Linked DNA regions of Mus musculus: region 1 is linked to region 2. The links are chromatin loops, found by intact Hi-C in ENCODE. Cell type or tissue: left cerebral cortex. All regions are shown on one strand. Links, peaks and the distances in the headings refer to the core of each region. The heading gives the core; the rest is flanking DNA.

The links. Hi-C counts contacts between places; a loop is a spot of excess contacts. Peaks named below come from ENCODE experiments on the same cell type or tissue, not always from the same donor. Only the 100,000 strongest peaks of a DNase experiment are listed, where the experiment ranks them.
Region 1: it touches region 2 in a loop (2.2-fold over the local background); 6 of 42 quality-filtered maps call a loop at or near these places.

Annotation. Positions count from the first base shown.
Region 1 is chr15:102,590,404-102,596,122 of GRCm38, reverse strand. It overlaps Atf7 (activating transcription factor 7), which reads left to right. Exons shown (of 12, transcript NM_001310067.1): 2 at 2,383-2,451. The coding sequence starts at 2,404. Among named protein-coding and RNA genes, the nearest start is that of Atf7, 32 kb to the left of the region's middle. In left cerebral cortex, for the core only: a CTCF peak has its summit at 3,257; no DNase peak of the experiment used is centred there.
Region 2 is chr15:102,653,920-102,659,638 of GRCm38, reverse strand. Gm4544 (predicted gene 4544) reads right to left here and starts at 2,167. Exons shown (of 2, transcript NR_166829.1): 1 at 1,861-2,167; 2 at 1-84. In left cerebral cortex, for the core only: no CTCF peak of the experiment used is centred there; DNase peaks (open chromatin) are centred at 1,336, 1,910, 2,130 and 2,789; H3K27ac peaks cover 2,475 bases.

The sequences.
Region 1 (5,719 bases), core at 1,123-5,122, 64 kb after region 2:
AGACCAATGGGAAGCTCACTTCTGTTAGATTTCAATGCTTTTCCTCCCAAAGTCTTCCTTTTCTTTCTTTCTTTCTTTCTTTCTTTTTTTTTTAATAAGGCACAATTTTGTTTTCATATCAGATTCTTATTAGAGAGTCCAAATTATAATCATCCTCACTTTTTGAAAATCTGAAATTTGTGGCTTGAGGAAAAATGTTCTTAAACTCACTTTCTACTCCCCTATTACCATAAAGAACCCTTTCTTTCTTCTGATAATCACTAAAAGGGGAGAATTTCACCCAAGTGCTAGAATCAACGTAAAAGAGAGGACTTCTCCCTTATCCTTGTGTCCACCTCTACCTTGATAGAAGTAGACCCAGAGGAAACCCTGAAAGCCAAGTTCTGGCCTTGTGATACGTTAGGAAAACAGGCTCTGGAGCTGGAAGTGGAATTGTCTGCGGTACAGCAGTTGGGAATTCCCATAGATGAATGATTTGCTTTTCAGAGACATCTGAGTTTTCAGCCTAAATGACCATCATTTTTATATTTATTTGCTTTTATTTACTTATTTTTTTAAATCTGTATTATGGTTTTAGAAAGTACTAAAAATAATTTATTTGTTTTTTTTAAATGTATTTAAAACAAACAAACAATCCAGAAAACCTTGTTGTCCTGGGGCTATGTGAGGAAGAATGAAGCTCTCATTTTCCGGTACCCAATCAGCAGCTTGAGCTGGCCTCTCCTAGGAACAGAATTTATTGAAGCAATTTATCCTGGCTAACTGTGATATAAATCTGTGTATACGTATGTACATACAGAGTCTATTCCATTACAACAGGACTGAAGCATCAGTTTTCTTCATAGTTAGACCATGTTCCTATCACATTGAAAGATGACCAAGCAGCCCCTTCTATTTTATGGGGCACCTCACACTTTTAAACACCGATTAGCTGTGGAATTACTGATTAGACAACCAGAAATACTGGTTTCTAACCTAAAGATAAATCCTAAGAGAATAGGAAGAATATTACCTCGTTGCCCTCTATTTTAAGCATGGTTTTCTGGCTACTAGATTCATTCTAGCATGTTAACATTTTATTTTAATGCAGGTCTGACTGAGATTGGCCTGACATTTTGGTTTATCTCCAATATAAAATTTGAGATTTGGTTACAGTTCTGAGATTGTTTCCAGACATATTCCAACAGACATCCCTCATTCACATCCTTTTATGAATAGTTCTGTGTTGTGGATGGTTGTATGAAAATGTCCTTAGCACCTTGTTTTACAAGGCTACTTTCACCTTTCCTCCCAGTTTTCTCTTTGACTTTTCCAAATAGTGTTTATCTTTTAGGGATATTTTTACTGTGATTTGCATTTCTAATCATTATTCATCTCTGCCTGGTTTTTATTCTTAATTGGAATATGAGAACTTTTCTCAATGCGTTCAGATTGCATTTGTTGTTTTTGACAAAGAATTTTGGGAGACATTTTAAGAGTCATTTAAAAAGAGCAATATAAATTCTGTTAAGTTCTTCAGAGAAATAGAGGGAATGGATGGTGGTGCCTTTAAGTGCATTTCTTTATCCCCTGCAGCAGTACACATCTGTTGGCTGCAGCAGAGCAGCCTAAGAACTCTGGCCGAGAGCAGCACAAACAGCCGGAACATATTCACCCAGTAAACCCCCAAAGAGTCGACATTTGTTTTATTGCTGCTTTTAAAAACCTAGCCATAAATAGAATCAGAGGGGGGAGGGGCACTGATATTTCTTCATTTGCAACAGACAATTGCTGGGGGGGAGGAGAAGGAGGCTCCCAGTGGGGAGGGGAAGTTTTTATTTTTATTTTTTTATTAATGAAAATCATTTCCCATGTAGTCCAATAGGATGGGTGCTTTGTTTTCTTTGGCAATAATCTGGGATAAACGACCCTTGCCAACAGTCTCGTAGTTTATACACCAGGGAGCCAGATTATAGCCCTGTAAAATGGAGCACCCCTCCTATAATCCCTTAATTAATTAAATGACAAATTTTGGTCTTCTCTAGTTCAGAAATATGGCTTCCGCATCGAGCGTTCAGTGAATTTATTGACATAGAGAGCTGCACTGGTTGTAATTTAGTAGACTGGAGAAATATGTTATATACTGTAGCAGAAAGAGGGAAAACCCAGCAAAGGCTTAAAATTCCTTGACTATTTAAGTCTGAATTTTCCTAATTAAAAGTTTCAGTTGAGGCATAGTAGATCATATGCCACCTGTCTAATGGGTCTTACCAAAGTAGCCTGTGTTTACAGCTATGATAGATGGCATTCTTGGAACACCTGTTTCTAGGCTTGATATTTTTGAAGCGTATTTTTTTTTCTCCAGCGTATTTAACATAACTTTTCCCCTACTCCCCTCCCCAGCTCTGCTCTGCTTTATGAAATATGGGAGACGACAGACCGTTTGTGTGCAGTGCCCCGGGCTGTGGACAGGTACGTTTACAATATACTTTATTGTGAATGTCTTGTTGTGAATCAAAGTGGCTGTTTTATCACTAAGGCAAAGAGTTTAAAGCCGGTATTTTACGTGATCACTGGAGGTAATCAGATCACAGGATTTGCAGCGTGTAAATCCAAGTTATGAGGAAGTGTAGGCACTCCACTGTAATGAAATCTGCCTTGCTTTCTTCCATCTTGTTATTCTACTGATGTTTGTTTTCCAACACACAGTATTAAACAATACATGTTACCCTTTCTTCTTTTCTAAAGCTGTCCATCTAAACACAAAGCAAGTTTAGAAATACCTTCTTGACCTTCATATATATAAAAGTCTGTTTAACATATTTAGAGAGTCAGCTAAGAATGTTCCCATTCATTGTAAGCCTCCAATTTCATCGTCTCTGTAGATTTCTCAGATAAGAAAAAGGAATGTTTCTTTTGATTGTTGATTCAGAAAAATCGTGCTAACAGCTAAGTCAGGGACAGACAAACCCAACATAGAACTTGAAATCCAGTGGTATTCTACAAATATTTCCCATGTCTGATACTGTGACATGGGTTGTTCTGTATGTCAGCTCCTAATTGTTTGCATGTGTGTCCATGCTTCTTTTTTATAAAATAATTCTGTTAGAATTGCCTTGTTTTTCATTTTATATTTAACTTTTTTCCCCTAGATTTTTTTTCTACTGCTTCTACAAATAATGAGAAAAAAATGAATTAAAGTTTTATTTGCCTTCATTTGATAGAACCTGAACTATAATCAGTTAGGAATATATCATGTGACTGTCCAGTGACACTTACTGGTGGTATGTGAGATTGCAGACTGGTTCTATTATGTATTGTAAATACTTAAACAAGAAGAGCTAAGTCCTAGACACGTCTAAGAATTGGAAGTTGAGAGGTAGTAGAGATAGTGATGGTACAAGAAATAGGAAGAGGATCCTAGATTTCAATAAGTGCTGAAAATTTCTGATAAGACATTTAAACAAAATCCTTGTTTTCTGCAGGATTCAGGATCCTAAGGTGTATTTTCTTCCCTGTTAAAAATTTTTAATATGAATAGATATGTTTCCATTTTCAAAAGCATTATTAAAGTAGGCATGTTAAATGATCCTTTCAAATTTGTATGTATGAATTTTATAATGCTGTGTGTTGTGACTCTGCAGCTGATACATAGTAATATGCTATGCTGTTGGAAAAATCTGAATTTTTGGTGAGTTTATTTTCCTCATATTTGACTTTTTTTTTTTAAGACAAGATCTCATTGTGTAGTTCTGAATACCCTGGAACTCTCTATGTAGACCAGGCTGGCCTCAAATTCACAAAGATCCACCTTAAAGGTGTGTGCCACCATTCCTGGCCAGGCCCAGGCTACAAGAGACCTTGCCTCACAAACAAATGAACAAAAAATTTTGTGAGCCAGACATGGGAGTGCACACTTAATAACAGCACCCAGAGGCAGAGAAAAAAATGATCTTTGTGGGGTGGGACCAAAACCGTTGAAAGGGCAAAAGCACTTGCTACACAAGCCTGATAACCCATGGTAGGAAGTTGAAAAGAAAGTGGACTCTTAAATATTACTGACCTCCACATGCACACTCTGGTATGTGTGTACCCACACTTACATATCATAAACACATTAACTTTTATTAATAAATAAAAATTTTAAAGTTTTAAAATGCCCAGCAGTGGTGGTACATTCCTTTAGTCCCAGCACTCAGGAGACTGAGGCAGGTGGATCTCTGTGAGTTTGAGGCCAGCCTGGTCTAGAAAGCAAGTTCCAGGATAGCAAGGACTATATAGAAAAACCCTGTCTCAAAAAAAGGAAAGTTTTAAAATTCATTTTGTACTAGAAAAGGAAAGTAGTAAGGACTTTTTACTTTGACTTCTTTAACAGGAGAGAAAGCTCCAACTTAAAGGTTTGGTGGCAATGTGACTTTACCTTTTTTGCATATCAGAAAGTGTTCTTTCAGGTAAGATTGTAGTTCTCCAGTTATATTTAGTCCTTTTTTAGATTTCTTCTGAGATCTGATAACAAATAGCTCCAAAGTAGGATTTCAACAGATACATGTGATCACCCCATGCCATGTAAAATAGAGAAAGTGTGGGAGAAGATACAAATTTGGTAAAGCCAGCTACCATTCTACTTCCTTAAATCTTGGGAGTCTTCATTTTTAGAGCCACCCAGAGGCCTTTGAGTTACTTGTAATCTGCTTGTTATTGACTCAAATTATCTGTTCAAAAGTGGTAGAAACAAAAAAGTAAATCCCAGGAAGGAACCGTGTCAGTTTCACCTCTGGAAGGCATGATTTAGGACCTGTTATTGGAGAAGACTCAAAAATCAGTGGTAAGAAGGAGTTGACGCAGAGGCTAAGAGCACTGTTGATCTTGCAGACGACCAACGTTTGATTCTGAGAACCCGTATATGGCAGCTCACAAAAGTCTATAACTCGGTTCTAGGGGATTCAACACACTCTTCTGACCTCGAAGGAGCTGCGTGCATATAGAGCACAGGCATATGTGCAAACAAACATTCAAATGTGGAAGATTCTTTTTTAAATCTTTTTTTTTTTTTAAATCTTTGTTGGAGATTTAGCTCAAATGTGCAAAAAATTTATGCAAGGCTCTGGGTTCAGGCTTCAGCTCTGAAAAAAAAAAAAAAGAACAAAGAGAACTAAGGGAATTCAGCTTTGTTTCTGTATCTAGACCTGTGTAGACTCCACCATATGCATCTTTAAACTCAGAAATCTTCCTGTAGTTTAATATTAAGGAACTTTAAAAGGAAAATTTACTTAAAATAGACTAGTAGATTATACCCTCCACTATATAATCAAAACCACCAGGCTTTCAATGGATACATAAACATGTTTTGGTTGCTAGGTTTTTAATGGCTGTTATTTTTGGACTGTGTTCATGATCTACTTCCCAACAGTCTGATGTGACACAGCTGAGTTCTAAATACACTGCATGTACTTAAAAAAAATGGCTACCAAAGGTTGTGCTGTCTGCATTCTTTTGTTAAAACACAGATGATAAGCTTTTTAGCGCTTTTATTCCTATTTTCCTTTTGAGACTGTTTCTCTTAAGGCCTTCATGAAGGAGAACTTGAGAAAAAACAATATCCTTGCTAAAAACTTCTCTATGAAATGTGGTATACGCAGTCATTAATAGAGTGGAGCTGCCTCCTGAGAATTGGTTAGTTTTGTTAAGGCAACAGTCCCCCAGGTACTCTTTTGACTGAGGCCTAGGTGAATCGAGTTGT
Region 2 (5,719 bases), core at 604-4,603:
GAATGGAATTTAGGTCATCAAGTTTGGCAGAAAGTGTCTTTATCCCTGAGCCATCTTCCTGAATCCAGCTGTTTTACATGGGTTCTGCGGACCAAAGGTACTCTGTTAACCACTGAGTCATCTCGCCAGCCCTAAGCAAAATTCTTTTAAATGAACCTTTAAAAAGATCTAAGCCAAGCATGGTAGCATAAACTGGGAGGCTGAGGCAGAAGAATCTTGAGTTTGAGGGCTGCCTAGGGTACATATATGACCTTGCTTCAAAAACAGAAGAAAGTAAAAGACCTGATGGTATAGCTCTAAGGTAGAAGAATATTTGCCTAATATATGTGTATAGAGCCTCGTTTTATTCCCTGTACCTCAAAATAAATGACTCTTTAAATGTGCCCTTCTGTAATCCCCAGAATTATGCATTTGACCCCACTCCCCTGCTTTAGGTACTGGGGGGCGCTGCATGGGCCACATCCAGTCACATTAACAGCACAGAGCTTTCTCACACTATCAGCATTAGAGGAAATCAGATTTGAGGAAGGGATATAATGGACTATTGCTTGCTTTGTAGCTAGAGAGGACCATTTGCAAAGATAGAAAGTAGTCTGTCTGCTGAGAGAATGACATTCTGCTTCTTTCCCCTTCTTGCTTTTGTTTAGGGGATGTGGGAGAGACGCTTGCCCTGCTAGATCTAGCTAGTAATACACTGAGGATGAAAGAAAAAGTTCTAGAAAGCACAGGTTCATTTTTCTCAGAACCTCCAGAAAAAGGCCCAGCCCAGACAACAAGTTGCCTCCTCACTTGACTGGATCTGATGTAGCTCAAGAAAGCTGAGTAGGAAAACCACTTAATGCAGAAGGGCATGCATGCTTTTAATTCGTGTAAAGTAGGTACCTTTTTCTTTGGTGTTTAAGAATCAACACTTGCCGGGTGTGGTGGCGCACGCCTTTAATCCCAGCACTCGGGAGGCAGAGGCAGGCGGATTTCTGAGTTCGAGGCCAGCCTGGTCTACAAAGTGAGTTCCAGGACAGCCAGGGCTATACAGAGAAACCCTGTCTCGAAAAACCAAAAAAAAAAAAAAAAAAAAAAAAGAATCAACACTTGTCCAGGTATGGTGGCACATGGCTGTCCTTGCATTATACAACTGGGAAAGAAATCTGGACAATTTCTGAGGTTTCTCAGTGGAGACTTTTTAAAATTACCATCCCTGTGGCTATCTTGAAAACAGGTACATTTCCCTGCTCCTGGGTCTGTTTTACCACACTCGTCATTTTCTGAGGGGTTGTGAGCACGCTCAGTTTAGCTGGCACAGCTCTGGCCCTGTGATAGATATTTTTAACCATGGTGGATTATGGCCTTCCAGGAACTGCAAAGCTGCTTTTACAGAAAGACTCTCTCTGCACATCTTGCTGAGGTGGGGGTGGGGAAGTTGGCTGGAGTGAGGTGTTTGTATAATGTGAAGGAATGGTTTCTGAGTTAAGCAGACTTGTGCCGCCGCCCCCCCCACCCCCTTCCCTATGGCTTCTCTATCCACATCTCCCAACACCTGAAGCAGTAACTTCAAGTTTCCAAAACATAGCAGCAGAGTAATAAACATCTAGCCTGGCTCCCTTAGCAACAGGGCAACAGTCAATAGGGATTTGAGGCAGGGAAAAACTTTACAGCAGGGAAAGTTTACTCAGTACAAAAGACTCAAGGGCCAGAGATGTTCTCTAGTGGTGGAATGCTTATACAGCACAAACAGGCCCCGGGTTCAATCCCTAGAACCACAAAAACCTAAAACCATAAAAGACTCCTGCTGCTTTCGGGAAACAGTTTGACCCTGTGGAATATGGATTGAGAGATCCAGAATCTGGGGCTCCAGTTACTCACCGAGCTTTGTGTTCTCTTCCTGGGCTGCGTGTTCCTTCCCTTGGGAAATGAGGTTGCATCTGCCTCCCTGAGACGCCACAGAATAAGTGAAATTAGCACAGCTTTAATCTGATTTTCTTTCTTTTTTTTTTTTTTTTTGCTTTGCTTTAATTTTGGCTCTGGGGGTTGAACCCAAGGTATCACCAGGCTAGAACATATGTTCTACCATTGAGCTGCAGACCCAGCACAAAATTAGGTTTTAAAATGACTTGTTGGAAAGCTAGACTATAAATTCTCTCTCTCTCTTTCTCTCTGCTGCTTCTTAGTTACCAGTTTACCAAGAGTAACTTAACACTAGGATTCTCTGCCAGCACTAAAATTAGACTCTACCACTCTCTTTCCCCTTCTTGCTTTTGTTTAGGGGATATGGGAGAGACGCTTGCCCTGCTAGATCTAGCTAATAATACACTGAAGGTGAAAGGAAAAGTTCTAGAAAGCACTTTACCTACTAACCTGCTATCATCTTTTCAGAATAATCCAGTCTGCCCTGGGACTTGATCATTTGACTCTCTTGTAGAAATGTATCTCGGATGTAGGAAATGGAGGAGAATGAAGAGAATCAGAAGCTGGGACAGAAGCTGGGCTTCTGAGCTCTGCTCCCATTCCCAGCCTGATAGGCTGTCAAACTCCCCTGTCCTGTCCCTAGAGTTTACTTCTGAGTGCATAGGGTGGGAAGGTCAAGAAGTGGGCACCTTTCCTGCCCAGAGACTCTGGAATAAGGAACAGCAAGGAGGAACTCAATCTTTTCCAGCTGCAACCTAGAGAGGAAAGGAACAGATTCCTCACTGGGGAAGATTGTGTAAACACCGCCTTTGGCTGCAGCTATAGCACTGGGGAAGAAGAGAAAGAGATCTTTGTTTTCCCCTACCCCGGCCTGAGCACAATCGGAGAACTGGGAGTGTTTGCTTTGGCAAGGAACTCCCTGCCTGGAAAGACTGGTGAGGCCTCTGTCGGGTTTCCCTATGATGCTGGAAGGAAGACAACCCCCAACTTAAAGCCTCTACCTAAGGAAGTAGCTGGGGAGCCTGAGGCTTCTGGCACATTCTCTAGCTTTGTCACTGCCTTCTTTCTGATTCTCCTCTCAATACAGTTTGTTCATTAAGTTGACTTTCACCTTCCTGTCTTTGAGGGTCCTATTAGTTCTTGTTCAATTGCAAAAGAAACTGCATTTTTACTGGGCATGGTGGGGTGGCTGCAATTCCAGCTTTTGGGAGGTAGAAAGCAAGACGAGCAGAGGTTCCAGGCCAGGTCTGGTTACACAGAGAGTTTGAAGCCAGACTACACTACAGTAGACTGCCTCAAACATGAACACCTCACTACTGCCCTGGCCTCCCCCAAAACTACATTTTGGTAGAGCAAAATGATGTCAGGGCTGCTCTGTAAGGAGTCTCCTAATAAAGGGATTCGAAGACAGCTGGTCATACTGTCAAATGCCTCTGATCCTAGGAGAGACAGGAGGAACAGGAGTTCAAAACCAGCCATGGAGGCATTGTGAGTGTGCAGCCAGCCTGGGATACATGAGACCAGGACTCCAATGAACTGAAACAAATAAGGGGGCTCCTGGGCCATCTTGTCTACCCTGTTCTGGGGAACAGCAACACATGATGCTCATAGTTACAGCAGTAGACCTGTGCCTTCAGCTGGCATTGTTCTGTGTGCTTCTGTGTCCACACATTCCCCACTATCATATTTGCAGGCACAGAGGGTTACTTGCGACTTAAGCATAAGAGTTGTGAAGCTTATGCAGTTCAGTCTGTAATGAGTGGTAGCCTGGTTCTATTCACCATACTGGGTACTGGGCCATCTCCTAAAAATCAGGAAGTTCCTCAGAGTTTCTTCTGACTTCCAGTGTCTCCCTTCGGTCCACATTACTGCTTCTAATTATCTTTGGAATCATGGACTTGATCAATTTCCCTCCTGCTAAAAAAAAAAAAAAAACAAACAAACAAAAAAAAACATTGAATGAGTTCCAGTAACTAAATAGACTACAAAGTCCAGATCCCTTTTAGTGGTAAAAAAAGATCATGGCATCTCAAGTGATTTCTTTCTTGCCTCTTTTCTGTCTCCCTCCTATCTATCATTCCCTTACCCAATCACCACAAACACCAAGTACCTTGCAATCCCTTCACATTGTGCCCCAGACTCAATCATGTCTCTTTTTCATCCATGACTTAACTTGTCTCATCCCAGCGATTCAGATGGAACCCAGCAGGCACCCTTGGTTCCTCCACTCTAGGTTGCCAGCCACTGTAGTCTCTCACATGGGACTGACACAGCCTCCCTCCTTCCATGCTTTGCTCCATGCCTCCTCCCTAGTACAGCCACCCCCAATGGCAAGACTATATTATTTAGAATAAAACTACCTATGACAGGGCTGGGAGGATGGCTCATTTGAGAGAATGCTTTCAGAATAAGCAAAAGGCCTTGCATTTGGGTCTCCCATGCCCCTGCAAAAAGCCAGACATGTAGTAGTTCACTCCTGCAATCCCAGAGCTGAGGAGGCAGACACTCACAGACACACGTTACCTTTATAACTGTACGATTTAGACATTTTAATTCCAACAAGGTCCTTTGAGGCCTTTGTAGTTCTGTCCAACCCACCACAGCTTCCAGGAGCCTGATTTCTATCTTTGAAGTTTGCTTTCTCCGGAATGTTTTAGAAGGCTTTTGAGTTGTGTATGGAAAGGTCATGATGCATCCATGTTTTTGCATGCATTGGTCCTTATTGCAAATGCAGTCTCATTGAACCGTGTGCTGTCACTTCTTTATCTGGTCATCAGTTGCTATGCATTCTTGTGGGCTATAATTCAGGGTGTTACAAAGCAGCTACCATGAGTATTTGTGTGGCTATATTTTTATTTCTCTCAGATTTCTGGCTTATGTGGTAATAAGTGTAGGTGGACCTTTATAAGAGATTTCCAAAGACTATTTCCAAAAGAGGCATATCACTTTGAACTCCTACCAAGGGTATGGGAGTGTTCCAGCTGCTCTACATCCTTTCCAGCACTTCTTTAGTCTGTCAATATTTTAAATTTTAGCTGTTCTACAACTCTCTTATATAATTATCAGCTCTGTTTCTTTTTAAATTTGGCAAAGCCTCTATTAAATTTTTTTGTTAATTTGTTCTTAAGACCAGTCTTCTTATTACTAAATAATGATAGGTTTTTTTTGTTTGTTTGTGGCATCTTACTATGTAGCCCAGGTTGGGCTTTGGTCTCTCAAGTGCAATAATTACACTTGTGTACCCATTTTCTGTATTCTAAAAAAATTTTCGTTTTACTGGAAATTACAAAGAGTTTGCGTTTTATCAGGCATAGTAGTGCCTGTCTATAATCACAGCACAGACACTCGTATGAACTCATATGAACTCGTATGAACTTGGTCACGTCGTGCCATTTCATGCTCAGTGTAGGCTTCATGAAAGGCCAGTTTTTGTTTGATCATCCTCTATCAATTTGTACAGTGAATGACTTCAAATGTGGTTGGCAAGCTACTAGAAATTTTATCATGGACATACCTGCTTTAATGATAAATCCTGATATTCTGTCCCACCATAAGCACAATAATAGCCAACAGTACTGTTATAAATGGCAGTCACAATGAAAAGTGGGTATTGAAGGTAAATGCACTGAATGGATAGTTCTCAAAAGAAGAAAGAAAAATAATGTTTTTCTTGTTTTGTTTTGAGTCAAGGTCTTGTTCGATAGCTTGAAGCTGGCTATAAACTCACTGTGTAGCCTAGTATGGCCTCAAACTTTTGATTCTCCCATCTTAGCATCACCAATACTGAAATTACAGGCTCACACCAGCATGCTTGGGT